2 separate regions of the Homo sapiens genome follow, and region 2 is linked to region 1. The links are chromatin loops, found by intact Hi-C in ENCODE. Cell type or tissue: CD4-positive, alpha-beta T cell. All regions are shown on one strand. Each heading gives the region's core, and the rest is flanking DNA. Links, peaks and the distances in the headings are about the cores only.

Region 1 (15,551 bases), core at 6,422-8,921:
TCACAAATTATGAACTATAATATGTGGGTAATATTTACATAGGCAAATGAAAATTGTAAAAATGGTCAGACCTGAACAGAAATATGAGTTTGGTGATTCTGTATGATTCATCATCTTAGAAAACATATAAAAACGTTAGTGACAGAAAAACAACATTGTTCTGCCATTTAAGACAACAAAACAAATGAATTGTAAAGTTACTGTCTGTCTTAGGAATATTTACTACTTAGACTAAATATTGCTTTAAAACACTTATATCACTCATCAGAGTAATCAGCTTTGTAACAGTACTTCTAAATACTAGGACTCTTTCACCTATCTCCCTGCGGGGAGAAACTCAGAACATCCATCAGGCTTAAGGTAAACTATGTTCTGAGCACCCAACAGAGGGAGTTTAAAATTAATATGGTCCCATTTCCCACTTGTTCCTTTCCAACAAAAACCCATAAAACCTTGTATTCTTTTGACATTCTGCGCTAAAAATTCCACTGTTTATTCTTTCCTTTGTTGTGTCCTTGGTACTTGAGGAAAAACCTTTAGAAACCTTTGGGGAAAAATGAAACATTGTGAGTATCCTCTTCCCTAATTGTTGAACACAGATCAGTAAGTAAGAAGGATGTTTTTAAAAACAAAACAAAACAGTTTTTGGCTAAACGTGTTTTTCCTTTTAAGAATCCCCCCTTGCTACTTGACAAATCTAGGGCTGGGAATGTCTACAAGACAACTGATGCATAAACCTAGAGAGACGTTACACTAGAGAAGTAGGTTGGAACTTCCTACACTACTACTGTGGGGGGAGGGGTGTTCTCAGCAAGGCCATGCATCCTGCCCTTATCTGGGGGCACTGGTACAGAATGCATGGCACAGTGAAATGAAAACCTCTGTTCCTTCACCATTTGGGTGTTCATTAAAAAGATCCCAAGTCAGTGTTACATGAAGGCTGCAGTGTATGTTTTCTCCTATGTTTACTTGTTACCTTTGGGGAAATGTGGCAGTGCAGTTTGAGTATACTTCTAAGTGGTCAACTCAACAGGGCTAGTACATACTTACGAAAGTGGTCTGTTAGTATATGTAGGTTATGGCATAATACAACTTACTATAATTCTTACCCCACTAACAAAATTTAAAGCTTCTGTATTTTAAGAAGTTATAGATATGTAATATTTTGAGTGAATACCTTCTATTTTAAAAAAGCCCTTAACTGTTTTTAATGCTCTGAGATTAAAGGAGAAGAGGGGATAACCCCGAATTAGCATACAAAGCCCTCTTACAGTCTTTGCTAGGAGAAGGATTTCTTTCAAAATTCTACAGAACAGCTAGTACTATACTATTTCCTTCCACCTGGTAAAAAGGCATGTTAACTGGGATGCTCAGAATGAGGAAGAATGACTTCCTGACAAATGCAGCTTTTCTTCTTTATGCTTTGAATGCTAGCAAACCACTCCGTTCAATGAATGCTGGCACACCTACCACAGATAAGCACTGGCCAGGCAGCAAAGAAGAAAAATTAAAAAACGAAAGATAAATAAAACAGGGTCTGTGTTCCTCCAATCATTCTGTCTCACAGAAGCAAGAAAACACAATGTCAACTCTGCTGTAATAAAAGTATTTAACATCCCATAAACAGTTGCGAAGGTGGAGTGATCTCCATCCTTAATTTTATCTAGGAGAGTCCTGAAAAGATCCACAGAGGAGGTGATGCCTGAATAATTTTAAAGAACAGAACTGGAAGAGAGAGTTGGTGAAGGCCAAAAGATGTTCCAAACAGAAGACATAGCTTTGGCAAAATAATATCCTAGGCCGGGCACGGTGGCTCACACCTGTAATCCCAGCACTTTGGGAGGCCAAGGCGGGCGGATCACGAGGTCAGGAGATCGAGACCATCCTGGCTAACACGGTGAAACCCCGTCTCTACTAAAAATACAAAAAAATAGCCGGGCATGGTGGCGGGCACCTGTAGTCCCAGCTACTCGGGAGGCTGAGGCTGGAGAATGGCATGAACCCAGGAGGCGGAGCTTGCAGTGAGCTGAGATCCCTCCAGCCTGGGCGACAGAGCGAGACTCTGTCTCAAAAAAAAAAAAAAAAAAAAAAAACCAAAAAAAACAATCCTATAATACTAAACATCTAATGATTCTGCAAATCAGGGAACACTTGATAAAAACAAGTTAGTTGGCTTTATTTATCACAGGACAGCACAGAGCCTCTAATAAGACCTACATGTGTCATTAATCTCCAAGGGGAAAAAGAAGGTATGTAGCATTCCTCACATTCACTTGCCATGGAAGTCCTTTTATGCAGAGCATCTTTGATAGCGCAGTGTTCCTTGGAACATACTCTAAGAAACCTGTACTGGCTCATCTCTACAGACCCTCTGGCTCCAGTAAGTCAATATTTCTAAGAAAATTGCAGAGAAAAAACTAACACCAGGAATCTTAATGTCTTAATACTACTTAAGCTATCACAAAATTTAGCATGTCTGTAGTGCAATTAAGGCTCCAATAATTCAAAATGAATATGGGGAGAAAAGATTATTTAGACAGCCAGCGAGATGGGTAGTCTCGTTGTATGAACCCACCCTAAGAGAAGGGGGCATCAGAAATTCAAGCCTGGCCCAATCCAACCACTAGCAGAGGCCAGAGTCTGTCACAAAGATTTGCCCCTGGTCCAGTCCACTCATTCTCTGCCAAGCTCTTAGGTCTGGGGTGAAAGCAAAAAAGCCATGAGAAACCAAACCAAACCAAACCAAAAAACCTTGGTAATTTATTTTCTCTAAAGGTCTCTATATGGTTACAAGTAAGTCCCAGAATACAAAATAAAATAAATGGGCCTGGGGAATGGTTCTCATTTCATTGTAAAGACCCTGGAACTCTGCACAGTGGGAACATTGTGCATCTTCAGCACTGATGGTGGTGTTACTGGCAGGACTGGTGGGTGAAGCAGGTCCGAGGGGGCGAGGCCAATGTGGCTGAAGGAGGTGATGGCAATGGCCAGAAAGCAGTGCTGACCAGAGACGGCTACTGGGTCACTGGCCAAATTCAGCACATGTAAGACCCACACTGGGGACTTCAGGAAGAACTGGTGGGTGGGGGGTGAAGAGACTGTTAAAGGTACTTATGGAGCAACAGCCACCCAAACGAATCAAATCCAGGTAGCTTCTATCAAAATGACCCCATTTTAACAGGCTGGGGTCACATGAGGAAACGTGTTGCATCTACAACAAAACCAGGAAGGACTTCTTAGTCAATAGAGATCATACCACCTGAAAGATATGTTCCTAGGACTGGATAGATAAGGTAAGAAGCCATACCACATACAGAAGAAGTATGGCACAGCGATCAGGGGCATGAGTTCTGGAGCGAGACTGCCTGGGTTAAGATATAAGCTCTGACACTACCTGTGCAATCTTGGTAGAAGTGCTTCTTTGTGCCTCAATTTCCTCACTATAAAATGGGGATAATAGTATCTACCATATAAAGTAGCGACCAGGATTAAATAAATTAATATATATGTAAAGTACTTAGAAGAAAGTTAACTTCTTAGAGTTCCTCCCATTATTCTCCTATAAATGGGGATAATAATAATAGCTAATACTTATGACCCACCTACTACCCGCCACACCTTGTTCTAAGTCTTTTACATATAGTTAATTCTTACCTCACTTTTTAAATGAACATGGATGAAGTACTTGCAATGGCACCAAGTGCATGGTAGCCCACAATAAACTGAATTACTACTATCACTACTACTACTATTAAAGCTAGCCTCTGCAGTGCCTCCTCTGTTCTAAGTACTACTCTAGGTATTGTCCATACAGTGGCTTTACATCTCACCAAAGCTACAAGGTAAGAGTCCTCATCTTCATTGGGCAGATGAAGAAACCTGCAGAAAGATTAAGTAGTTTGATTAACTCTCCATAGTCAGTGACAATTCTGAGTTTCAAAACCAGCTCTCTACGACTTTAAAGTCCTGTCCTCCTCCACTATGCTGTTATTATAACTTCTTTTAACAAGTTATTTGAAAAACAGATGACAGTAGCAAAATAAAACTTTTTTTCTGGTTTCAGAAGGTAACAATGTTGACTAGCAACATCTAGAATATGAAGACTGCTGTACAAGGCTGCTTCTGCTGGTATTGAGGGAGAGAAGAAGCTCTAGCCAGAAGACAAAGGAGGCTTCAACTGTTTAATATTAGTTCCTTTAAAAAATACACATCCAACTGCACTGCAGCAAGTACAATAAAATATTAACATTTATTAAATACAGGTGAAGGTTTTCTGGCTGTTTATTATACTATTATCTAATGTATTCCATCTGTATCTTTCTGTATGCTTGAAATATTTCCTTAAAAATAAACATGCACCACTGAACTACTACTCCACACTGTGGGAAGCTTCACGGAACTAAAGGAAAATGACAGGATTCAGGGGTCTGGAAATTCATAATCAAGTCCTGACTGTGCCATTAGCCATGACATGCTCTTAAGAAATTCACAACCTTTTTGGAACTTAAGAACCTATGAAATCACATCAGACTACAAGATGATAGCTTAGGGTCATTCAGTGTGAACATACAATTCATTTATCGCCACTGCCACATCAATATTATTCCTGTCAGGCAGATAGACACCATCAGAAGATAGAAAGCTCAATAGGACCACAAATTCCTTTTAATCGTTAAATCTGGAGAGTACTTCCCAAAATTTTTTTGAGTAAAATATTCTTTGTCATTCTATAATCCAGTGGCTCTCCATGTTTTTGAATGTGAAAATCCTTTCTTAAGGTATCATCACCATCTACGTGGTAGCTAAGTGGATCTGCAGACCCCTTGTACTAACTCAGGCAGTATATCAGTATGGGTGACATACTGTTACGAACTTTTAGACTCCTCCAATATTCACTATCATAGCAATTCAAACTTTATTACTAAGAGAGGCACGTATTATGTATAAGACTCTATCAAAGCTCTCAGAAAGTTCAGACAACTGTCAAGCAGAACATTCGAGAAAGTAGAGAGCACAAAGATTTTAAGATCGTTTTACATGAAAAATATTAACCTGTCTAGTTTTTTTTTTTTTTAAATCAATAAGCCATACATTTCTCTTCCTTAAAAGGCTTAACAATTTTGACCTCAGATGATCTGCCTGCCTTGGCCTCCCAAAGGGCTGGGATTACAGGTGTGAAACACCTTGCCCAGCCAATATGGCAAAACCCCATCTCTACTAAACACACACACAAATTAGCTGGGCGTGGTGGTGCATGCCTGTAATCCCAGCTACTCAGGAGGCTGAGGCAGGAGAATCGCTTGAACTCGGGAAGCGGAGGTTACAGTGAGCTGAGAACGTGCCACTGCACTCCAGCCTGGGTGACAGACAGAACAAGACTCCATCTTTAAAAAAAAAAAAAAAAAACCTTAACAATTTTGCATTTGCATATTTAAGTGCTGTAAGTCAAAAAGATGCAAAGTAGTAGCCTGAAATGAGACATGAAACATGGCGGCTCTCAGACCAAGTTTCAGTTCCAGTTGTTTTTACGTCCCAATGTGAATTCTATTAATAACTACTTCAGGCCAGAGCTCTCTGTAGCCACACAGCTGACTTTTCTCATAATCTGGAATAATGGTATCAGATACGCTTAATCTCAGTCAAGTTACAGAAGTTAGGGTTTTCTGTTTTTTAAAAGGAGAAAAGCTGGGATACAATATTAAAAGTCATACTAGTTTTCTGAGTGCAAATCTGAAAACACAGTTATTGCTAAAATATTTACAAGTTTTGTATTATTAAATAATGTTTTCAGAGAATACTTGCTATTCAGCCAATTAATACTCATTATTTGGCTGGACGCAGTGGCTCATGCCTGTAATCCCAGCACTTTAGGAGGCCGAGGCGGGTAGAACACCTCAAGTCTGGAGTTCAAGACCAGCCTGGCCAACATGGTGAAACCCTGCCTCTACTAAAAATACAAAAATTAGCCAGGTGTGGTGGCATGTGCCTGTAATCCCGGCTAACTGGGAGGCTGAGGCAGGAGAATCGTTTGAACTTGGGAGGCGGAGGTTGCAGTGAGCCGAGATCAGGGCACTGTACTCCGGCCTGGGTGACAGAGCAAGGCTCCATCTCAAAAAAACAAAAAACAAACAAACAAACAAAACGCTTATTTAAGTAACATGAGTAGATGTCAATGGCAAGTTACACAATAAGAGAAACTTTGACTTTAAAACCAACTTTACCATAGGCCAATTGATGTAAACAAGTGGGAAAGTTTCTATGGCATATTTCTGGTCACAAAAACATCACCAAACTTCTAGAGACCCCAAACACTTCTAACACTAAACACTGAAAAAATGTGAGCTGTAACATACATTTAAGAAACATTAATAAGATGATTATTTACCCACTTATTCCAGTTCAGGGTCACAGGTGGCCAGAGCCTGTCCCAACAATTCAGGGTGCCAGACTTGAACTAGCCCTGGGTAGGATGTCATCCCGTTGCAGGGTGCATTAACAAACACCCACATTCTCTCAGTCTGGGTCCTTGCAGACATGACAATGAACCTAACGTGCACATCTTTGGGGTGTCAGGGGGAAACCAGAGTACTGAGAGAAAATCCACCCAGAGATGGGGGGAGTATGCAAACTCCATACAGACAGTAGCCTCTGCCAGAAGAGATTTTTATCCTCATCAACTTTTTAGCAAAATTGTCCAAAATGTTCAACTAAATGACATTATTGAAGGATCTGCTATACTTTACACTGGAAAAATAAAAGGCAACTAACCATTGGTTAATATACCTGACACTATATATGTATTTTTTCACTTCAGGATCTTAATCTATCACCCCTCATGGATTATACCATTAATCTGTACACATAAGCAAGGATAAATCAATTTAGCATACAGTCCACCTCTTTTAAATACCACTCATGACTTGCATAATCCAATCGACAAGTGGAAAAAGCTGGAGATGGCTGATGCCTAGTAGTCAATTAAGCCACAACATCAAAAATGTCCCAATATACTAAAAATAATGACTATGCGAAATTCTCAAATGATGTCCTTTAATTCGGATACTGGTGTGTTTGCTGCTGTTCATGTACTCAACCTTTCACTAATGAGATACTATTGTTAGGAACTACAAAAAGAGCACCATATGGATTACTCTGAAGTAGGCCTTTGGATTCGCAACTTGACCTCAGGAATCCCTCCACTGACCTATGGCCAAGTTGTGATCAAGCAATCTCTGCACTAATATTATTCCCTAGGAAAACGAAGTCTCCCCAGAAGATCTCGACCAATGTCATATGCTCTTCAATCCCCTTCAATTATTTTTTGGAATAGTTCATTTCCTCCCAGCCATTTGCTCCTAGCTCAAAACAAAACAAAACAAAAAACCTTCTGGGCCAGTGAGTACATTAACATGATGGTAAGGTTTTGAGACTTGCCAAGTGCTGAATCATGTTTATGCTTAGGTTTTGTTTCTACACCTGGTTTTGGGGGCATAAACTCCCTCTAAGAATCCTAGCTACCCTAGTCAATCCACTGGAAGACGGGATCACTGCCCAGCAAATGCCACCCACTAAGGATTCAAAGTGAAACAAGATTCTTCGAATTGAATGGAAGAAAACAAAAGCTCTTCATTCAGTAGGTGGCACTCTTTCCTTAAAAATGTTAACTCAGGCAATCATTAATACCAAAGATGTCATCTGCCCACTAATCACTTGAAAGAGAAGGCACATTAACTCTAACATCCTGTCCTAAATATAGTCTGAATCATTACTGTCTTCCTAAATAATGTCTTCCTCATTTCAATGAGATCCTGGAGTTGTTCATAAATATGCCAATTTCTTTTCACTATAGCAAAAGCTACAATTTCATAGAACCAAATAATTGCATTTACTTTAAACTGGCAGGTTTTGACTTATGACTTTTCCTGCTATATGCTTCAAAAGACATTCATCATAACTGTTTTCTAATTTTAATGATTTCAGATATAAATGACAATTTGAATGGAAATGGGGCAAAGAACTGTACTTGTAACACAAATTGTATTACTCCATTTTAAAACAAGACAGCTCTTTTTCATAGGCATGCATATGAATATTCTTTTTAAAACAACAGCTTTGACTCAATTCATCATCACTCTGACTGATACCGGACCAAAGTTATCAACCTGAAAACTTTTAAACTGAAAAATGAAAACAGACTGACAGCTAATAAAATGTGAGTTTGCCTAGCATACAGAAGAAGCAAAAAATAAAAATAAAACCCTAGTTTATCTAGTTTTCCTTAGGCATATTTCCTGGTGTCAGTACTCTGTAGGGTTCACCTCATTAACTGAAGCTCTAGGGTCCCCTTGGAGAAACCATCCCAGGTGCTGCCTTCAGCCTCCCCCACTGGCCACGTCCCCTAAAACTCAGTGTGAAGAAATCTTCCTCAGTCCTCACTCAGCAAAGAGCACTGCTATAATGGCCTCTTATCTGTTTCCCACTCTTGACTTTGAGATCCGTGAGGACGGAAATGGGTCTCAAGCTTATGTCTCCTGCCCCAGCAGAAAGCCTGGCACAAGGGTGGTAGTCAATAAATATGTACTTAATAAAATAATGGATTAATCTTTTCCCCTTGGACTTTTACTTGAGAACAAAGCCTTTGTCTTACTCATCTTTCATCCAGACTCCCAAATGCCCAGTATTTGTACATAGGAAGCTGTGAGGAAGCAATGCCTTTCCAATATGAACTTCTACGCCAGAAAGATCTCCAAGATGTAAATAAGCTTCACTGAGGCCTTTGTGTATGCCAAGTATCCACTGTTAGTCCTGGGGCACTGCAGAAAGAGGGAAGAGCTCCCACACCACTCTTGGGAAAAATGACAGCTTTCAACCCCAGGAAAAGACTAAGAGATGGTCAGTAAAGAAGCTAAGAACCATGAGTCTAGACTCATATATATTTCAGTGAAAACCTAACTTAGGAACTTACCCATGTCTATAATTTTGTTAATGGCTGTTAATTTTTCCTGTGGTAAGTAGGAATAAAATGCCTTGAAGAAAACCCTCAGAGATTCAAAGATCTTGTGGCTGGGAGGGGAGATGCAAAAGCCATGAAGTGCATCCTATTAGGGAAGCAACCCAAGAGGAAGAAAGGGAACTAGCTCAGGGGGTCAGTGAATGGGCATGTCTGGGGGGCAGTGCTGGAATTCCGAATCCAAATTTCTCACACCTAGATTCTCCTAGCTTAAGGTGGGGGGATACTGCTGGCAGGATACATTTAAAACCACAGCATAAGCATAAAAAATGGAGCATCTGTTTTCTAGAGTGTCAATTTTATTCCAAGATTTCTGAGAGGAGTACCCTGTGATGGTTTTATGTCAAAGATACAAAGGTGGCTAAAATACAAAATTCAAATGGATTAAGGTAAATCAAAAGACTTGAGACTTGAATCGATTGTGTTCACTGTTCCAAGTAAGCATTACTAGGATGACAGTCTGCACAGACACTCCTGGGTCCCTTTCCTTCAGTCCCCTAAAAGAAGTATGCTGGATGGATAGGGCCAAAATGTTTGACAATAGGCTGAAGCAGCTGTTCTCAACAACTCTGCCATCATAATATGACAGTCACATACACAAGACAAAACTTCAATAAACTGTTTAGGGAGTGCCACACAACTAGCCTCATGTAAACAGTAACAAGTCACTCCCGACCCGAAGCAGAGACAAGATAAACCGCACAAATGCCCAAAGCGTTAATCACATCTCTACCACTTTCCCCATCCAAGAAAGCCTATCAGTATGCAAGAGAATAAGTAATATCTATATGGGTATTTCTAAATAGGTCCGAAATTAACTCTCTAAAAACTAATCACTTTAACACTCTGACATTATTACCAAAAAAAAGGTAATTCCTGAATTACCTTCCCACGTGCACTGCCACACCCATGTCACCAGCACCAAAATTTGACTGGCTGTAGTCAGGTACACATGCTGACCAAGTTGAAATATGGAGAGAGAGTATTTCTATGAGGTATTTAAAAGCGACAATTAGGAAGAGGGTAGACAAACACAAGAGCCACTCAGAGGGCTTGGACGGAAAACAATTCTCTGAACAACCTGGGATAGGGATGGTCCTTTACAGGAACTGCTCACATCAACCTCAGTCGAGTCCACAAACCAAGCAGAAATCATGAAATGGGTTCTGCGCACACTTACAAACACGTTTTTGTTAGAATATTATCTCTCTGAGAGCAGGGATTTGTGTCTGTTTCATTACTGCCATCTTCCTAGTATCTGCATACAGCCAATTCTTTACAAAATTTGATGAGTGAATGTTTTGTTATACCACAAGCTACAATTTAAACAAAGAGAACACAAACATTTCTAACTACAAATTTCCTATTTCAAAGGTATAGCTAGCTTTTCATTAGACTGGCTTCCTATTAACCATCAATTGACCCCCTCCAAGCCGCCATCTCCTTGAGAAATGACATTTCAGAAAAGCATGCTCACTACTTTAACCACAAATAAAACTTTTTCCTCTCTGTGCCATCTCTTCAGCTTGTAAAATTCCCCCCCTTTTTATCTTAAAACAAAAAACCACCAAACCCCAAAATGCTTCATCTTTGCAAACATTCTAGCTTCTATTTCTCTCCCATCTCCCTCCTTCTCCAGGTTTCTCCAGAGTAGCCTAAGATTCCGCACCTCTCCTTCATCCCTCAGTAAAGTACGTCCCACTCCCATCACTCCATTAACCCACGTCCTCTGTAGCCCTCAACCAGCAGCATCCCTACTGCGGACCACTGGCTCCTTGGAAAAAGTCCTCTTCCTACCTTCCTGTCTCCTCTTCCCTGCCTTCCTGTCTCCTCTTCCCTGCCTTCCTGTCAACTCTTCCCTGCCTCCTTGTCTCCTCTTCCCTGCCTTCCTGTCTCCTCTTCCCTGCCTTCCTGTCAACTCTTCCCTGCCTCCTTGTCTCCTCTTCCCTGCCTTCCTGTCTCCTCTTCCCTGCCTTCCTGTCTCCTAACCTGCAGTGGTCTCAGGCTCCTCCATAGGATCCTCTTCAGCTCTTTTCCAGGAAATACTGGCATTCTTCAGGGAGGAAGCTGAGCTAGTATTTCCCTGCTACCCTTTCTAAGGTATGGATGTGATCCTGGGCCTGCCCATCAAGGAATTAAGATTGCCAACAGAACTATCATTCACTTCTCAACCCTTAGCATCTGTGCCAGATTCTAAGCCATCCAAGGTTCAACGGAGCAAAGGTTCCATTGGAGAGAAACACTGGAGGCCATGAAACTTCAAGCCTGCAGGTGGAATTACCACTAATAAGTAATTAACTTGTATAAAATAAGATACTTAATTTTATATCTTATTACTTGTTAAGACTTATTATAATAATATCTAAAATTAAGTATCTTATTTTATACAAGTTATTCTCTTAAAAGCTGTATATAAGTAAAATATACACAACAAAATCATTTTCAGGAGCCTGACACCATCACCCTTATTCTGGCTGGGGTGTCAACTCACATTTTAATTTAAAAGGCTTTCTTAAAGCACAACAATATTTCTCTCATCTTTTTTCTTTCTTTGTTTTGAGATGGAGTCTTGCTCTGTTGCCCAGGCTGGAGTGCAGTGGCATCATCTCAGCTCACTGCAACATCCGCCTCTCGGGTTCAAGTGATTATCCTGCCTCAGCTTCCCGAGTAGCTGGGATTACAGGCACCTGCCACCATGCCCAGCTAATTTTTTGTACAGTACAGACGGGGTTTTACCATGTTGGCCAGGCTGGTCTCGAACTCCTGACCTCATGATCCACCCAAAAGCAAATTAACAGGCAGTATTCAACAAGCTGTCCTCATATCCAGGCATACACATAGAATCCTGTCACATCCAGGTAGAACCTACAACTACTCTTCAGTTTCCTCCAAGAGTTTCTTATGAAATTAGCTACAAGTAATCAATAACTAGCTAGAGAACACAAGAATTAAACTCTCTTTTTATCTCCCCTGGCTCCAGCATTTACCTAGGGCTCACTCAGTTCCTAGCACAGTACATACACATAGGAAAGTATGTCAATAAACAAGTGCTGAGCTAAAGTGACAGTGTTTAAGTTTCCAACCATAAGCAGTTCACATAAAAGACTTATGGGCCAGCAAACTACTACTGAAGAAAAAATAATGGCATGTCAGAGACACAGTTAAGGATAAAGATATTTATCTTGCCTTGAAGGAGATTTCAGTTTTACCTGAGTGACCTTTCTATAAACTAAAAGATAATCTCCTTTGTTGGGAAGGCATAGGGGTCAGGAAGATTACTGAATTCTCTCAGTCACTAAGCTCTTATAATTATCAAAGAAGGTGCCTGCTGAACACAAAATAAAGGCCCCACATGTGACAGGCAGGCATTCGTTAACTTATTTCACTAGTAAAGAACAACCACCAGTAACAGAATAAATGAACAGAAGTCCATCTAGGCATAACTTAATACTAGATGCTGGCCTTAGATATCATCTTTACTCAAATTAAAGGGCATTACCAACCAAGAATAATTAATTCTTTTAATTAAAACACATTAATTAAAAGAATGCTGAAGTGTGAAATAAGCCTAAATTTAAAATAACTGGAAATGAAAACCAGCTTTCCCCGCCCCCGCCAAGGCTCATTTGTAAACAGCTTTAACAAGTGTGTCTTGTTGTAAAGACACACGTTTCAGAATGCCTAAGGTACTGCAGGAAGCTCCCTGGGAGCATGCAGAGAGATACTCAGGTGTGAGCTGAGGCACTGTGGGGGAGGGAGTGTGTGCATAGACAGCAGGAGGTCATGAGTGTTCACTCTCCCCTTACTACTGTGCAAGGCTGCGTAGGCACCAAATGAGAAGCATGTCAGACAGTCTGGGCAGGCACTCTGTGAAGTACTCCAAAAGTGTTAACAATTACTGCTTTTAATGTATGTGCACACCAAGCATATCTCCAATTTTGCTGGCAAAAAAATGTATGTATTAACAAAGTTCAACCATATTTTTCCCTGAAGCCGCGTCTCTTCCCTGGCCTTGTAAAAACACTGAAATTTAAATGTATTTGTGTTTATAACTTGCTTTATTTTAGAAGAACTTCATATAAAAACAAAAAAATCATGGCAGAGCATGGTGGCTCACGCCTGTAATCCCAGCACTTTGGGAGGCTGAGGCAGGCGGATCACAAGGTCAGGAGATCAAGACCATCCTAGCCAACATGGTGAAACCCCATCTCTACTAAAAACACAAAAATTATCTGGGTGCGGTGATGCATGCCTGTAATCCCAGCTACTAGGGAGGCTGAGGCAGGAGAATCACTTGAACCCAGGAGGTGGAGGTTTCAGTGAGCTGAGATAGCCCCACTGCACTCCAGCCTGGTGACAGAGCGAGACTCCGTCTCAAAACAAAAACAAAACAAAACAAAAACTTAAAATGCTTCACTAATGTTTTCTGTATTTTTGGAAGACCTAAATAGATAATTTAATTTAAAAAGTCATCACTACATATGATTTTGACTTCATAATACACTATGTGAAGAATGAATAAAAGCTAAGACAAAGAAATGAATAATTTTTCCAAGATAATAAAATTTGTGCTCTGATTAAACAAACTTACCTCTTGATTTAAAAAAAATATGCAAAGATAATCATAAAGGTTAAGAACGCAGGCTTGAAGTCAAACTGCTAAGGTTCAGTTTCAGGCTTTGCCACCCACTAGCTGTGCTACCACCTTGCCAGGATACCTCACCTCTCACAGTCTCTGATTTCTCATATGTAAAATGGGAATCAAAATTCACAAGGATGATGTAAGACTTAAATGAGACAATTTATATAAGGCATCCAGTGTACCAAGCACAGAGGAAGTTAACTATTATTGCCATTTCAGATAAGTACAGTAGGAGAGTGACAGTGAACTAGGATGATTGAGGCTGGATCCCAGACCCAGCACTGTACTGAAGTAGGAAATCTCTCAACAATGGCTGAACCCCCTTTGCTTGCCACTTTTACTGCTTAGAGTCAGGAGGTTGTCCTTCCGAATTCTAAAATGCTATGACCATAAATCCTAGTATTTTATTTTTACCCTTCTGAAAGGGTAGGTTTTTATATTCATCATCTCATTTGCTCTTCCCAAATTCTCTAAGTATGAAGGGTATCATTATTTCTAATTCATAGATGAGGTCAAACTCAAAAGAGGTTAAATAAAGTAACTTTACTCAAAATCCTGCCAAAGTGTTAGGACAGTAATGGGGAACGGTCTCACAAGCCTGAGCCAGTGCTAACACTTCATCTACCACAATAAGCAGTCAGACAGCAGGTTAAATATCTTTCCACTAAAGACACCTGGCAATTCCCTCTCCAACAGCTAAAAGGGGAAAGAGGAAATCAAATATGCCCACAAGGAATGTCTAGACTCTTGAATTTCAACTGCAATTCAATTAGGTTTTTTACTTTAACAGACACAGTAAACTGTTTAGTATCAGAGTAATTTAGGTTTTCAAAGTATTATCTATAAAAATCTCACTTTCACATAAAGTAGGTCTCCTTAACTCTTGTGAGGTCAAAAAAGAATTCTCATGGAATTCATTTAATTTTTGCATTAGTCCTACATAAGCAATCATAAGTACCTTGAAATACATGAGAATACTCAAAAGGATTAATGTTTAATGTTCTAAAAGAAAAAGGAAATGATTCTGGATATCATTTAATAAATGTGTAAGTTTCAATTTTTGAAAGTGCAAACTAAATGCCTGCCTGATAGTTGGTCTGATTAAACTCGAATTACAAAATGAACAAATAGATAAACATTAGAAATCATGGGTTAAAAAAAAATTAGGGCTAGGTTTTTTGTGGTCTGTCTTCGTCTCTCATAGAATCTGCCTAGAAAGAAGCCTGATTAGGTTTTGGAGTTCACTGGTTTGCGATGGATTCTGCCACCTTCCCTTTTCTACCCCCTGCTCTCCCTCCCATTCCTAATCCTGCAGGTGGGAATCACAGGGGACACATATAATCACAGAGGACAGACAGTAATGGCTTTCAGGTCTCTGCAGTGACTGCAGTCTCTGAACCTCAAATTCACACACATGATCCTAAAAAAAAAAAAAAAAAACCCAACATTTTATCCCATTTTCACGGGTTAAAAAAAAGTTATAGAAGACAGAACTGGAATGCAGAAATAAAATTTCTAGGCTATTTTAATGCAAGAACACTGTACTTGAAAAGATCTGACACACATGACTACTTAAGCATATGGGAATGAATTAACATTTTAAATATATTATATTCCTTACGCAGAAACTTCTTACAAAACATTTACGTGCTGTTACCAATGCTTTTAATGTAGGCAATCTCTCATAGTGCATTACAAAAAAAAAAAATCAATCCTAGACTAGGTATTTAAAAAAAAAACAGTAAATGACAACATAAAATTTTCTGTCTTTGGGCAAAATTTTGTGACAGATTTTTAAACTCTTTAACCAATATAAGATTTAGCTCATGTGCTCTAAATACACACAAAATGATACAGCTGGGGCAGAAGTAACCCAATAGTATAAGGACAGGAAGTCAG
Region 2 (15,551 bases), core at 12,766-15,265, 860 kb after region 1:
GGTCTAATAATAATAGGATAAAATCCTCTTTTTACACATAGGGAAACCCAGGCACAAGAAGGTTAATTAATTTGCCCAGCTAAGTGGTAGATCTAAAGGTCATACATAGACAGCCTGGCTTCAGAATCTGACCTCTTAACCATGATACATCCTGCGTCTCCATACAGTACGCTTGAGCGACAGCGAGTAGATAGAAAATAAGATCATACCAGAAAGTCTATAAAAACCCACCCTTAATTGTCCACCAGGTGCCTCAAACTATGGTAGATTCTGAGGATATCAAGATATGTGAAACAATTACTGTGCAGTGTTCTGAGTCCTGTTAGGGAATGATGTAAGAGTACACTGACAGCAAAGATGTTTGAAGTGGGGGGAAATTCCATATAAGAGATGATACTTCAAAAGCAGTTTGTAGTGCACAGCAGAGTCAGGAAAGACATTGGAATAATATATGTAGAAGCACAGACTGAAAGAACAAGGTATGTTAGAGGAAGTCTAGTGGTTTGCTGAGTCTACAGGGATGGTTAGTAGGGAGTGATGAAAGATAAGACCGAATTATAAATGGCATGGTGTGGTCAAGCAAAATGAGGAGCTTAAGTATTTGCTTTGCAGTTTGGAAACTACAAGAATAATTTCAGCATTATTGGAGTAAAAAAGCCAGATTGCTTGCAATTGCAAGCAGTTCTCTCTAGAAGTATAGTAGTAAGGTAGCTTGAGGGAGGAGTCTGAGGAAAGGATTTTTTTTTTTTTTTAGAATAGAGAAACTTGAGTATTGGAAAAGATAGATTGGATAGGCACATCAAAGCCAAAATTTTAGGTTCTTAAATAGTTAGAATATTTGGCATTATTATTCACCCTTTAAAAAGCTGTTGAGGAGAAGAATGACAGGTTTAAAGTTGTGTTGTAGAGAGAGTGATCCACCAACAATGTTCAGAATGCTTGGTGGGGAGGAAAGAGACTGGAAGCAGGAACACAGTTGAAATTATTGAGGTGATCAATGTCCAAATTAGGTTAGTTTGTGGTAGAGAGTAAAAAGAAGAGATGGGTGGGAAAGATATTATGGGAGAGAAGACAGGATAAGATTTGTAACTGAGAAAAGCTAAAATGTACTGCATAGATGAGAGAAACGATGGACTCCATTGACTTAGGCAGTTGAAGAGGATGAGTTGTTTGTAGATAGGGAAAAATGGTAAGTCCTTGTGACTTTTTAAAAAGTGTGTGGGCATTCATCCCATTACTGGGCATATACCCAAAGGATTATAAATCATGCTGCTATAAAGACATACATGCACACGTATGTTTATTGCAGCACTATTCACAATAGCAAAGACTTGGAACCAATTCAAATGTCCATCAATGATAGACTGGATTAAGAAAATGTGGCACATATACACCATGGAATACTATGCAGCCGTAAAAAAGGATGAGTTCATGTCCTTTGTAGGGACATGGATGAAGCTAGAAACCATCATTCTGAGCAAACTGTTGCAAGGACAGAAAACCAAACACCGCATGTTCTCACTCATAGGTGAGAATTGAACAATGAGAACGCTTGGACACAGGGTGGAGAACATCACACACCAGGGCCTGTCATGGGGTAGGGGGAGGGGGGAGGGATAGCATTAGGAGATATACCTAATGTAAATGACTAGTTAACGGGTGCAGCACACCAACATGGCACATGTATCATATGTAACCTGCATGTTGTGCACATGTACCCTAGAACTTAAAGTATAATAAACAAAAAAAGTGGGTGGGCATTTATGTGTATATGTGTTCATGAGCATGTACCTATGGTGTATTGTTTTTAGACCTCTTAAATTGATAAGACTCAGAGACAGAATATCTAAGAAGATGAAATGTAACTGGAATTAAAAGAAAGATCCAAGCCAAAATTCTTGAAATTATTTTGTTTGAAGGTAGTAGTTGAAGTCATGTCTTCAAAGAAGTTGGTATTTAAAAAGAAAAGTCGATGCCCAGTACTTTATCTTTGGGTACCTTCATAGCCTGGAGATAAAAGCTAGCAGAGAATTCAGTAAAGGAGACAAGAAAGAGGATAAAGGAAAGAATTCAACTACATTATCTGGTTACATAGAAACCAGGATATAGGAGAAATTCAAGAACCAGGGATGGTCAACAATGTGAAAGGCTTCAGAAACACTTGTGATATATATAGTCAAAATGGCTACAGTCTCTTCTTCTTCTTTTTTTTTTAAACTTTGCGGCTATCTAGTGTATCTTAGTAAGATTTAATAAGAAATTAGCTGATTGATCGTGAATAAGAGAGCTACATTGGCTGAAAAATGGCTATAGTATATAGATGATTGTTTTAAAGCTGTGTGTATACATATCCAGAGCAGGAGATTCATTCCTTTCAGCACTGTAAATCTGTTGCCCTGTTACATTTGGAATGTTCTGCCTCCAAAGTTTCATTTTCTTTTAAGCAATCAGCTTCACCCTTTGCTCTAAGGTTGATTGATCTGCTCAGTCTTTTTTTGTTTGGATGTTCTGTTTTATGTATTACCCCCAACCCCACCCCCTAGTGCAAAGTGAGTTAATCAGAGCTATGTTTCAGATAGCATAGCTCTGGTTAGACTGGCATGCTCTGGGATTTTGTCATTGGTAATCTTCACTTGACAATTAGAGTCAAAGATGATGTAGAGTTCATATGTGTGCTATTTTCTCTATCTAGGAACCCCTACCCTTATTTTAAGACTGGGCGCTCCTGGCCCCTGTCTGAATTGGGTATTTTCTGTGCTCCTGTGGCACTTTGTGCATATTCTGCATCTCTAAACTTTGGACTTCTTAAAGGCAAGAACTATTTATATGGCTTCAATTATGTTTGTAACGGAATAAAAATTGAATAAAAGCTTGAGCTTTTATTTCTTAAGCAATGGTGAGAACATGGATGTTCATCAAAGTGCTCTGTAAACCTTTTCATTTGGCTAAAATAGTCTAATTTTAAAAGGCCCTAAGGTCATAAGCATATTCTATGTGTTTTTCAATATGCTTATAATTTTGCTTTTGCATTTAGGTCCTTAATCTGGAGAGAGAGTGTATGCTTATACATGCATGTGCACGTGCATGAGTGTGTGTCTTTTTGTCTGATGAAATGGGGTTCTTTTTTTTCTTTTTTGCTTATGGAGCCAGTTGTCCCAATACTATTTATTGAATAGTCCTTTATTTTCCCAGCAAATGAGCAACCTTTTAAAAAATCAGATACTAAATTCTTATATACACTTGAGTGTGTTTTGTTTTGTACCATTGATTTAGTTGTCTATTCATTTGCCAATCAGTGCTATGTTTACTTTACCTTTAGACTGCCCTTTTTTTTTTTTTCTGCGAGACTTTTTTTTTTTTTGAGACAGAGCCTCGCACTGTTACCCAGGCTGGAGTACAATGGCAAGATCTTGGCTTCTTAGCTTGCTGCAGCCTCTATAAGCCCAGGCTCAAGTGGTTGTCCCACCTCAGCTTCCTGAGTAGCTGGGATTACAGGCATGGTCCACCATGCCCGGCTGATTTTTTTTTTTATTTTTTTTTTATTTTTTATAGAGATGGGGTTTTGCCATGTTGCTTAGGCTGGTCTTGAACTCCTGGGCTCAAGCAATCTACCTACCTCGGCCTCCCAAAGTGCTGGGATTACAGCCGTGAGCCACTGCACCCAGCCTTCTGTTACATTTTCTAATTAGTTATTACTGGTATGTAGGAGAGCTTTTTTTTTTTTTTTTGGAGATGGAGTTTTGCTCTTGTTGCCTGGGCTGGAGTGCAGTGGCGACATCCCGGCTCACTGCAACCTCCGCCTACTGGGTTCAAGTGATTCTCCTGCCTCAGCCTCCCAAGTAGCTGAGATTACAGGTGTGCGCCACCACTCCCGGCTAATTTTGTATTGTTATTAGAGACAGGGTTTCTCTATGTTGGTCAGGCTGGTCTCGAACTCCCAACCTCAGGTGATCTGCCTATCTCGGCCTCCCAAAGTGCTGGGATTATAGGCGTGAGCCACCGCGCCAGCTGGAGAGCTATTTTTTGATGATGTTTTGTTTGACTGTTATGTTAAACTCTAAATAGTCCTATTATTTTTTGATGATGTTTTGTTTGACTACTGTGTTAAATTCTCAATAGTCCTAATAGTTTGTCATGTGATTCTCACTCTTTCTTGATAGATGATCATATCATTCACAATTTATTTTCCATTTTTAGATCTTATTTATTATATTTTTGCTTAAGCCCTTTAGAGCAGTGGTGAATAACTGATGACTTCAAGCATCTTGTCTGAATCTTGACATTAATAGGAACGCTTCTAATTTTTACCTTTAAACCTATAGATGCTTATTATAGGTTTCTTTCTTCCTTTTTTTTTTTTTTTTGGAGGCAGAGCCTCACTCTGTCGCCCAGGCTGGAGTGCAGTGGTGCATTCTCGGCTCACTGCAACCTCTGCCTCCCGGGTTCGAGCAATTCTTCTGCCTCAGCCTCCCAAGTAGCTGGGACTATAGGTGCCCACCACCACGACCAGCTAATTTTCATATTTTTAGTAGAGACAGCGTTTCACCATATTGGCCAGGCTGGTCTCAAACTCCTGACCTTGTGATCCACCTGCCTCGGCCTCCCAAAGTGCTGGGATTACAGGCGTAAGCCACCATGCCTGGCCTTGTAGGTTTCTTATAGTAGTACCTGTGGCAGCAACAGCAAGAGCTGCACTAATAATAACAGCTGTTAACCTTTTATTGAGTAGTTACAATGAGCCAAATGATTCTAAGCACTTTATGTATAATGAGTTATTTAATCATCATAACATTCCTAGATGGGTAGGTGGTGGTGGTACCCCATGTTTACAGATAAAGGAAGTAAAAGTGAAGGCTATTTAAAAACTTGCCTAAGATGTTAAAATATAGGGACTGAAATTTGAACACAAGCAATCTGGTTCTAGAGTCCCTGTATCATCTTTGTTATCCTTCACCAAGGTAAGGATGGTCTCTTTCAGTCTTAGTTTTCTGACACTTTGTTGTTATTTTTAAGTTTTAGATGAACAGTTGTTGAATGTTATCAGATGCTTTTCAAACATCTGTTGGAATGACCCTGTCATTTTCCTTTGGTCTGTTAATATAGTAATTAGCAGTATCTTTTCTCATTTTGAACTGTGCTTATTTTAGGCTAAATACTTGTTAGCATTCACACTTTGGTTTTGTTTTCAAATCTATTTAGACTTTTCTCTAACCATACTACAAAAAAATGTTAAAGGCAGTTTTTCAGGCCCAAGGAAAATGATACCAGATGGAAATACGGATCTATACAAAGGAATTAAAAGCTCTAGAAATGGTAACCACACGAGTAAATATGTGCCAGTCTCACTCTGTCACCCAGGCTGGAATGCAGTAGTGCAACCACAACTCACTGCAGCCTCGACCTCCAAGGCTCAAGCAGTCCTCTCACCTCAGCCTCCTGAGTAGCTGGGACAACAGGCATGCACCACCACAGCTGTCTAACTTTTTATTTTTTGTAGAGGCGAGAGTCTTACTATATTGCCCAACCTGATCTTAAACTTCTGGGCTTAAGTGATCCTCCTGCCTTGGCCTCCCAGAGTGATGGGATTTCAGGTGGGAGCTACCAATGTGAAGTTTTAATATATGCAAAAGTAAAATATATGCTAAAATAGCACAAAGGTCTGGGGGGAGAAATGGAAGTATACTATTATATACTATGCCTGAGGTGACATAATATTACTTGAAGATAGATTGTGAAAAGTTAAAGATGTACACTATAAACCTAAAGCAACCAATAAGAAAACAAAGAATTATAGCTTATTAGCTAACAAGGAAAAGAGAATAAAAAATAATTAAGAAAAATAAATGCAGAAAAGTAAACAGGAACAAAGAACAGTCAAGAAGAAAACAAATATGAAGCTGATAGCTTTAAACCTAATCATATCACAAATTATATTAAATGTAAATGGTCTGAACACCCAATTGGAAAGCAGAGATTATCAGATTGGATACAACCACATGCTGCCTACCCCCTAAAGATGCCACTTAAATATGAAGAAACATACAGATTAAACAAAAAAGAATGGGAGAGGATATGTCATGATAACACTAATCAAAGTAAGACAGAATTGGCTATAGTAATATCAAAGTAGATTTCAGAGAATGTTACCAGTGGTAAAGAAGGGCATTTCCTAATGATAAAAGGGTCAATTTATCAAAAGGATCTACCAAATAACATAGTTTCAAAACACAACAGGGTAAAAACTGCAAGGAGAAGTAAATCCACAGTTATATTCAGGGATTTCAATATCCCTTTTTGAACAATGATAGAAGTAGTAGTCAGAAAATCAGTAAGGATATGGAAGATTTGAACACTATCAACCAAATTCACGTAATGACCATTTATGTAACACTCTACCAGCAGCAGCAGTGCTTTTTAAGTGCACACAGAATATTGATTTCAAGATTTATAAGGCTAAAGTCATCACGACAGTGTGGTGGTAGCATATAAATAAGCAAATTGATCAGTGGAACAAATAGAGTAGGAGTCATCCTACCTTCTGTTTTCATAAAGTACTGTTAGAACACAGCCACCCCTGTTTGTTTATGTATTTTCTATGGTTGCTTTTGTGTCGTAACAGTAGATTGGTAGCTCCAATAGAGACCTTATGGCTCACAAACCTAGAATATTTACCTCCTACCTCATACATGAAAAGCTTGCCCACCCTGGAATTGAGAGTAGCCAAATAGACCCACACCTGTGAACAACTGATTTTTAAGAAAGACGCAAAGGCAATTCACTTGAGAAAGGATAATTTTTTCAGCAAATAGTTTTGAAACAATTATCCGTATATACAAAATGAACTCAAATTTCAGCTTGACACCACACATAAATATTAACTTGAAATAACTGAGACCTAAATGACCCTAAAACTATAAAACTTGTAGGAAAAAACCTTTTTGACTTTATTTTTATTTTTTATATTTTTTTTTTTTTGAGAAGGAGTCTCATTTTGTCACCCAGGCTGGAGTGCAGTGGTGCTATCTCTGCTCACTTGCAGCCTCCTCTGCCTCCCGGGTTCAAGCAGTTCTCTTGCCTCAGCTTCCTGTGTAGCTGGGATTACAGATGTGCACCACCACACCCGGCTAATTTTTAAAATATTTTAGTAGAGACAGGGTTTCACCATATACCCAGGCTGGTCTCGAACTTCTGAACTCAGGTGATCTACCCACTTCGGCCTCCCAAAGTGATGGGATTACAAGTGTGAGCTACTGCGTCGGGCCCTTTATGATTTTAGATTAAGCAAAGACTTCTTAGATACATCAAAAACACAAATTGATGAATTGAACTTTATTAAAATTAAACCTCCTATTCGTCAAAAGATACTGTTAAAAGAATGAAAAGACAAGCATACAAGAAAATAATGCGTAAATCCATTTTCTAATAAAGGCCAGAATATCTTCTTAGAACTTTCAAAACTTAATGAGAAAACAGGAAACCCAGTTGATCAATATGTTTGAACAGACACATCATCAAAGAAGATATAGCCAAGCACACACCTGCCGTAGGGCCTAGCCATTCCACTCTTCACTTACCTTCTATTTTGGGGACACACACTATGTGTTAGTTTCCTAGGGGCTACTGTAATAGAGCATCCCTTTGTTACAGTATCCCTTACCTGAAATACTTAGTAACAGAAGTATATTGGATTTTGGATTTTTTTTTTTCAGTTTGTGTTGTATTTGCATTATATACTTAAAGTTAAGCATCCCAAATCCTAAAATCTGAAATCCAAAATGCCAGAGCTCAAAACGTTTTGGAATTAGAGCATTTCAGTTTTTAGATTTGGGATGTTCAACCTGTACCACAAATTGGGTGGCTCAAAACAACAAATTTATTCTCTCAAGGTTTTGGAGGCTAGAAGTCCTTTTGAGACTTTGGATAGAATCTTCCTTTGCCTCTCCTAGCTTCTGGTGGTAGCCATCGTCGTTGAGATTCCTTAGCTTACAGCTGCATAACTCCAATCTCTGCCTGTGTATTCACATGGTATTCTTCCTGGCTCTGTCTCTTTAAAGACACCAGTCATATTGTACTAAAGGCCTATTATACTCCACTATAACATCCAATTAAATCTGCCCATAGAGTAACATTTTGTGCTACTGGGGTTAAGACTTCAACATATTTTTTGGGGGGAACAGTTCAGCCCATAACAAACAAAAAGAAAATTAATTTAATTATATTGTATTTAGAACAGGGGTTGGCAAACTATAGCCCATAAGCCAAATCCAGCTTGCAGCCATTTTTATAAATAAAGTTGCATGGGAATATACCTATGCCCACTTATTTACATATTGTGTATGGCTGCTTTTGCACTTTAATAACGGAGTTAACTAATTGCAAGAGAGAACTTAAAGCCCACGAAATCTAAAATATTTATTATCTGGCCCTTTACAGAAAATGTTTGCTAGCCTATTTTAGAAGGTGTTAAGTGTTGTAGAAAAAAAAAAAATCAGTAAAGGGGTATAAGAAACACAGGGTGGTTAGGGAAGATCTCTATGAGGAGGTGAATTTGAGCAAAGGCTACAAGGAATTACTCTCTATATATTAACTTATGAAGATGTCCACTATGTAGTGTTAAGTGAAAAAGGTTATAAAACATTTCTCACTTACATGATCCCATCTTTGTAAAATAGAAAAGTGTGTATATTTATACAATGTAAAGTTATATAATACATGTATAAAAAATTTTGCAAGAATATCCACCAAAATGTTCATGGTAGTTATCTCTTGGTGGGATTATAGTGCACTTTCACATGGCATTTTTTCAGTTTCTTTTCATTAGACATTTAAAAAATATTTTTATAAATTTAATTCCTTATGTGTTATTAAGTTATATCAAAGGCTTAATGTGTATGAAACAATAATGGAAGATTCAACTCCTTGCCTAAGTTTGAAGTTACTTGTTGTATTTCAAAGAGGAGCACTAGTACTTAAGCTAGAATTTAAGTGAACAAATCTTAAAATGGATTTTTATCTCTGGTTACATAGAATAGTTGTTAGCAGGCTTAATTTAGTGCTAGTAGAAGAAGAAATATGTGATTGTTAAAGAACTCCGTCTGTCATAAATGTTCCTGTCATGTTTCTGTGACATTACATAGACGTCAGGGAAGTTTGCATTAGGTGTGGGTGAGCCAATAATGTTTGCAAGCGTATATCAAATCATAGCACTAGGGCTGGGCGCGGTGGCTCATGCCTGTAATCCCAACACTTTGGGAGTCTGAGGTGGGCAGATCCCTTTGAGCTCAGCCTGGGCAACATGGCAAAACACTATCTGTACTAAAAATAAAAAAATTAGCTAGGCATGATGGTGCCATCTCTAGTCCCAGCTACTCGGGAGGCTGAGGTGGGAGAATTACCTGAGCCTGGGAAGTTCAAGCTGCAGTGAGCTGTAATTGTGCTACTGCACTGCAGCCTGGTGATGGGAGTGAGACATTGTCTCAAAAAAAAAAAAAAAAAGCACTAGAATATTTGAATACTCTTATACAAGTGTTTATGGGTTTATTTTATTCTGAAGCTCAGAACATATCTAAAGTAGGATACTTTCTGCAAACCCAAAAGCCTAAGAGCAGATGGGGATTTTTAAAGTACACATATAATAAAATTATCAAAGCCAGCCTTCTGAACAAGACTCTCCTCTCTTTACAGTGAAACCCAATGGAAAAAGCATGACATTTAGAAGTAGAAGACTTAGCTTCAAATCCCTACTCCTTCACTTACTAATTTTGTGATTTGGGTAAGTAATTGATCTTGTCTGAATTTTTTGTTTTTTTATTTTACAAAGTTCCAATAAATAATCCCTGCCCTACTCACCTGATTCTTTAGGATATTAGGAGACTAAAGTGAAATAATTTATGTGACAACATTTTGTGTAATGTAAAATAATATCCTAGTGTTAATTGTTATGAACTCATAATTGATACTAATGGAAGAGAACAGAGTGGATAATTTAAAAACTAATTTAATAATTAGTTAATTTTGTGTAGGTATTACCAACTTCTGGCAGTTTATTCACAGTAACACTGTACTGTGAAAGATATATAGAAATTTTCTTCATCTTGATCCCCACGCAACTTATTAATTCAACAAGCATTATTTTGCCTTCTATTTGGCAATTTTAGTTCATATACTGTTCTACAATTGTAATAGTAATGTTACCATAGTAACAAAGTTTATATTGACATTCTTTTTCACATGCAATGTAAATCTAAATATATTCGTGCTTTTTATTTCATCCTTAGGTTAAGTTAGAAAATGAAAAAAAAATCACAATCCATAGGTGACAAAAATAATTTATAAAGAGCCTAACCATTAAATATTTATCCATTGTAACTCTACTGCTTTTTCTCTCACTTGAGAAAACATATGGAAATGAAAGTAAATGAGAATGAACAACTATAGGGATAATCTTGAATTTATTCTATTTTAAATAAATCATTTATGAACTTTGTTTCTCTAACATTAAAAGTAGCAATACTTGTTATACATCATCTAGCTCCTTTCGGCACACTACCATGTTATATCACCATAGTTGAGGAATGATTACAGCTTTTGGTTTTCAGAAATAATCTTTCCTGTATTTATGGTTACTAGTTAGGTTTTGGCTTCATAGAAGCTTCTCAAGTTACCTGCAAATTTCAAGGAAGGTTAGTGTATGCAATGTATGGTTATAATATATGCATAGAAAACTCTGCAAGAGGTGAGGTAATAGTGCTATTAATATAATTTTAAATTAAATATTAGTATCAACAGAAGGAAAGGAGGGAAAAAATAAGCAAACTACTGTCAATTCTGTCAATTTTTTTTTTTATTTTTTTGAGATGGAGTCTCGCTCTGTCACCCAGGCTGGAGTGCAATGGCACGATCTTGGCTCGCTGCAACCTCCGCCTCCCAGGTTCAAGTGATTCTCCTACCTCAGCCTCCTGAGTAGCTGGGACTATAGGTGTGCGCCACCATGCCCGGCTAATTTTTGTATTTTTATTAGAGACGGGGCTTCATCATATTGGTTAGGCTCGTCTTGAACTCCTGACCTTGTCATCCGCCTGCCTTGGCTTCCCAAAGTGCTGGGATTACAGGCATGAGCCACCGCACCCGGCCATAATTCTGTCAATTTTTAAGCAAGCCCCAAGTGAAGTTAACTGTATTGCATATAATATTTTATATAGTGTTACTGTGTCTTCATCTCTTAGATTTGGACTATGAAATCAAGTCCCATAATAGATGTTTCTTCATCACCTCTCCATTACAATCTTTTAAAAATTAGGAAAGATTACTTTCTAAATGTGAAATGTGGAATCTACCTTTGCCTAGTTCGCTTTGCTTGTGTTCCATGGTACTACTCAAACAAATCTAATTGCTTTGAAGTAATCATAAATTCTTTCATGGACCTCTTGTTCTGGAGCAGCTTTGTTGCAAGAATATAGTACATTTGGCTTGGCACAGTGGCTCACACCTGTAATTCCAGCACTTTGGGTGGCCAAAGAAGGAGGATTGCTTCAGACCAGGAGTTTGGGACCTGCCTGTGCAACATAGTGAGACCCCCATCTTTACAGAAAAATTTTTAAAAAATTAGCTGGGCATGCTGGCAAGCTGTTACATGATTAGGGAGTGCATAAAATCAAGTTAGTATGTATATTTAATAAAACAATATTGTGTTCCAAGTGCAGAACTAGGAAGCCATTTCTCATCAAGAAGAGTTAATAGTTTTATTTAGAAGAAAAAAATTACACATTAAGTATTTTGTCTTTAATAATTTTAGCTTTTATTTTAGGTTCAGGGAGTTCATGTACAGGTTACATGAGTATATTGTGTGATGCTGAGGTTTGGAGTACGATTGAACTGTCACCCAGTTGGTGAGCATAGTACCCAATAGTTTGAACCTTAAGTATTTATTTATTTTATTTATTTTTTGAGACGGAGTTTCACTCTGTCGCCCAGCCTGGAGTGCAGTGGCGCCATCTCCGTTCACTGCAACCTCCGCCTCCCGGGTTCAAGTGATTCTCCTGCCTCAGCCTCCCAAGTAGCTGGGATTACAGGTGCCCACCACCACGCCCAGCTACTTTTTGTATTTTTAGTATGGACGGGGTTTCACCATGTAGGCCAGGCTGGTCTGGAACTCCTGACCTCAGATGATCCACCCACCTCGGCCTCCCTGAGTGCTGGGATTACAGGCGTGAGCCACTGCACCTAGCTGACATTAAGTATTTTTTAATTTAAATTTATTTTTTGCATAAGTACTAAAGATTCACATGGTCAACATTGCAAGGCTGCAGAGTATATGGTGGAGCGTCTCCCTACCACCCTGATCTCTCAAATACCCTGTCACAGCCAGTATTTGAACTTTTATCCTCCTAGAGATACTGTGCATATATAAAAAAACGAATGTGTGTTTTGTTTTCTTGTATATTGTTTTGCCCACAAATAATAGCAAATGCGTTGTTCTGTACCTTAACAATGTAACAATGTATTTTAGATAACTTTATGTTTCTGTACATATAGAGCTTCCTCATTTTTTTTAAATGGCTACAAGTATTTACATTTACATGGTTTTGGTATACCATCATTTAACTAGTGTCCCATCATAATCAGGTTGTTTCAGCCTTTTACTGTTAAAAACAATGCAGTGAATAACTTTGTACATGTGTTGTTTTATTCATATCTGTAGGATAAAATAAAGTAGAATCATTAGAATCAAATGTGTGTGTTTTAATTTTGATTGATATTGCCGAACTGGCTCTCTGCCTTGTTTGGGTAGAGCTTTTTTCTTTGTTTTTAAGTGAGGTCTAATTTACAAACAACAAAACTGACCATTTTTAAAGTGTTCAATGTATTGGGAAGCTTATGCCAATTTACACTATAACCTGTAGTGTGTGACGATACTTTCGTTGCTTAGTCTCACAACACCCTGTTGATACTTTTTGGGTTTTTATATTTTTGCCAACACTAATATGTAAGAATGGTATTGGGATAATTTTTGGTTTGTTTACCTTTTGTTACATACTGCAAAACAGAACTCATAAGTGTACAGCTCAGTGAATTTATCACTGTCCAGATCAAGATACAGAACATGCTCAGCACCCAGAATGTCCCCTTTTATACCCTTCCTCACAAAAAACAACTGCTCTGACCTCTGTCACCAAACACCGTAGACTTTTGCCTCTTTTTGAACTTCTGTAAAATAAATCATGCAGAGCGTACTTTCTTGCCTTTTTTCTCTTTTAAAATTTTTTTGTAGAGTCAGGGTCTCACTATTTTGTGCAGGCTGGCCTCTTAACTCCTGGCCTCAAGCAATTCTTCCCCCTCAGCCTCCCAAAGTGCTGATATGACAGGTGTGGGCCACTGCACCCAACCTGTCTGATTTCTTTCATTCTGTATTATATATGAGATTCATCCATGATGCATGTATCTGTTGTTATTTTTCATTGCTGTGATTCAATTACTTGAATATACCATAATTTATCCTAGTGTTAATAGATATTTGGTTGATTTTATTTTTCATCTATTTTGAATAAAACTTCTGTAAACATTCTTGTAGATGTCTTTGGAGGTATTAAGCACTCGTTTCTTTTGGTTATACCTTATCTGGGCAGATTTTGTTTGTTTTAAGGTCTAATTTATAAACAATAAAATTCACCATTTTTTAGTTACAACTTGATAGGAAACCCATGAGTCTAACATTTCTGCGTTTCTTATCAGCAAAAACCCTGATGGCTGCCTTTTTTCTGAACTTTGTTTTGAGACGGAGTCTCGCTCTGTCACCTAGGCTGGAGTGCAGTGGTGTGACCTCGGCTCACTGCAGCCTCCGCCTCCCAGGTTCAAGCAGTTCTCTGCCTCAGCCTCCTGAGTAGCTGGGATTACAGGCGGCCGCCACCACGCCTGGCTAATTTTTGTATTTTTATTAGGGACAGGGTTTCACCATGTTGGTCAGGCTGGTCTTGAACTCCTGACCTCATGATTCACTCGCCTCAGCCTCCCAAAGTGCTGGGATTATAGGCGTGAGCCACCATGCCCAGCCAACTTACCTTTTAAAGAATGTTGGAAGGTAGACTCTCAGAGCCGTGGAGCAAAGGACAGGCTTACTTACAGTCTTCAAAGATACAGATAATGTCTCCCTCTAGAGTAAATGGCAGACATGCTTCCTGCATATTTTTCAAGTTTAGGGTTACTTAAGATCTGTCTTTCTTTCCTGTGAAGCAGCCTGTTCAGGTGTCATCTGACTTCACAATGCCCTGTGACAGTTGGGACTCAAGCAGCTGGCGCAAGAAAATGCTGATACTCTGACTACTGTTATGAGTAATACAGTCCTTTGCTTCTGACGCAAAAATGTCATGCCTTTTGCCAGTATCCATGACACTGTGGTAGGCTGACTTGTTAGCTTGAAAGTAAGGTAAAATCTCAGTGCCTTTGAAACAGTTGACACAGAATTCAGTGAATTTTGACAAATGTAGTCTTTTTTTTTTTTTAAATAGAATTTCGCTTTGTTGCCCAGGCTGGAGTGCAGTGGTGCCATCTCAGCTCACTGCAGCCCCTGCCTTCCGGGTTCAAACAGCTCTCCTGCCTCAAGCCTCATGAGTAGCTGGGACTGCAGGCATACACCACCACACCTGGCGTGTGTGTGTGTGTGTGTGTCTGTGTGTGTCGGGGTCTCGCTCTGTTGCCCATGCTGGAGTCCAGTGGCATGATCTGGGCTTACTGCAACCTCTGTTTCACGGGTTCAAACAGTTCTCCTGCCTCAGCCTCCCGAGTAGCTGGCATCACAGACACCCGCCACCACGCCAAGCTACTTTTTGTATTTTTAATAGAGATGGGGTTTCACCATGTTGGCCAGGCTCGTCTCGAACTCCTGACCTCAAGTGATCTGCCCACCTCGGCCTCCCAAAGTGCTGGGATTACAGGCGTGAGCCATCGCGTCCTGCCAAATGTATAGAGTCTTATAGTCACCACCACAATCAAGTCATAGAGTATTTTTATCACCCCAGATTTCCTTTATGCCCTTTTACGTGTGCCTTCTCTACCTCAGCCCTAGGCAACCCTGGATCTGCTTTCTGTCACCTTAGTTTTGCCGTATCAAGAATTTCTGAGGCACATGCCTGTAATCCCAGTGCTTTGGGAGGCTGAGGCAGGAGGATTGCTCGAGCCCAGGAGTTTGAGACAGCCTGGGCAACATAGTGAGACCCCCATCTCTTAAAAAAAAAAAGAATTTCCTGTAAATAGAGTTATACAATGTATAACCTGTTGTGTCTGGCTTCGTTTATTCAGTGTAATGCTTTTGAGATTCATTCATACTACTGCATGTATCACCAGTTCATACTCTTTTTTTTTTGTTTGCTGAGTAGTATTCTATTATATGTCTCTACCATTGTTTGAATGTATGTTTATACATTCAGCAGTTGGTGGACATTTGGATTGTTTCCAGTTTGGGACTTATGAATGAAGCTGCTGTGAACATTTGAGTATAAGTCTTATTGTGGGCATATGTTTTTATTTTGGGGAGTACGCTCTTTGGAGTGGAAATA

The links. Peaks named below come from ENCODE experiments on the same cell type or tissue, not always from the same donor. Only the 100,000 strongest peaks of a DNase experiment are listed, where the experiment ranks them.
Region 2: it touches region 1 in a loop (7-fold over the local background); 6 of 110 quality-filtered maps call a loop at or near these places.

The regions. Positions count from the first base shown.
Region 1 is chr5:56,830,726-56,846,276 of GRCh38, reverse strand. The region is part of intron 1 of MAP3K1 (mitogen-activated protein kinase kinase kinase 1); the gene reads right to left. Among named protein-coding and RNA genes, the nearest start is that of MAP3K1, 23 kb to the right of the region's middle. RefSeq lists a silencer at 1,954-2,196 and an enhancer at 2,838-3,007. In CD4-positive, alpha-beta T cell, for the core only: CTCF peaks have their summits at 7,397 and 7,597 (motif pointing right); a DNase peak (open chromatin) is centred at 7,646; H3K27ac peaks cover 1,760 bases.
Region 2 is chr5:55,976,945-55,992,495 of GRCh38, reverse strand. It overlaps IL6ST (interleukin 6 cytokine family signal transducer), which reads left to right. Exons shown (of 17, transcript NM_002184.4): 2 at 9,685-9,772. Among named protein-coding and RNA genes, the nearest start is that of IL6ST, 10 kb to the left of the region's middle. In CD4-positive, alpha-beta T cell, for the core only: CTCF peaks have their summits at 13,980 and 14,184; a DNase peak (open chromatin) is centred at 14,245; H3K27ac peaks cover 1,721 bases.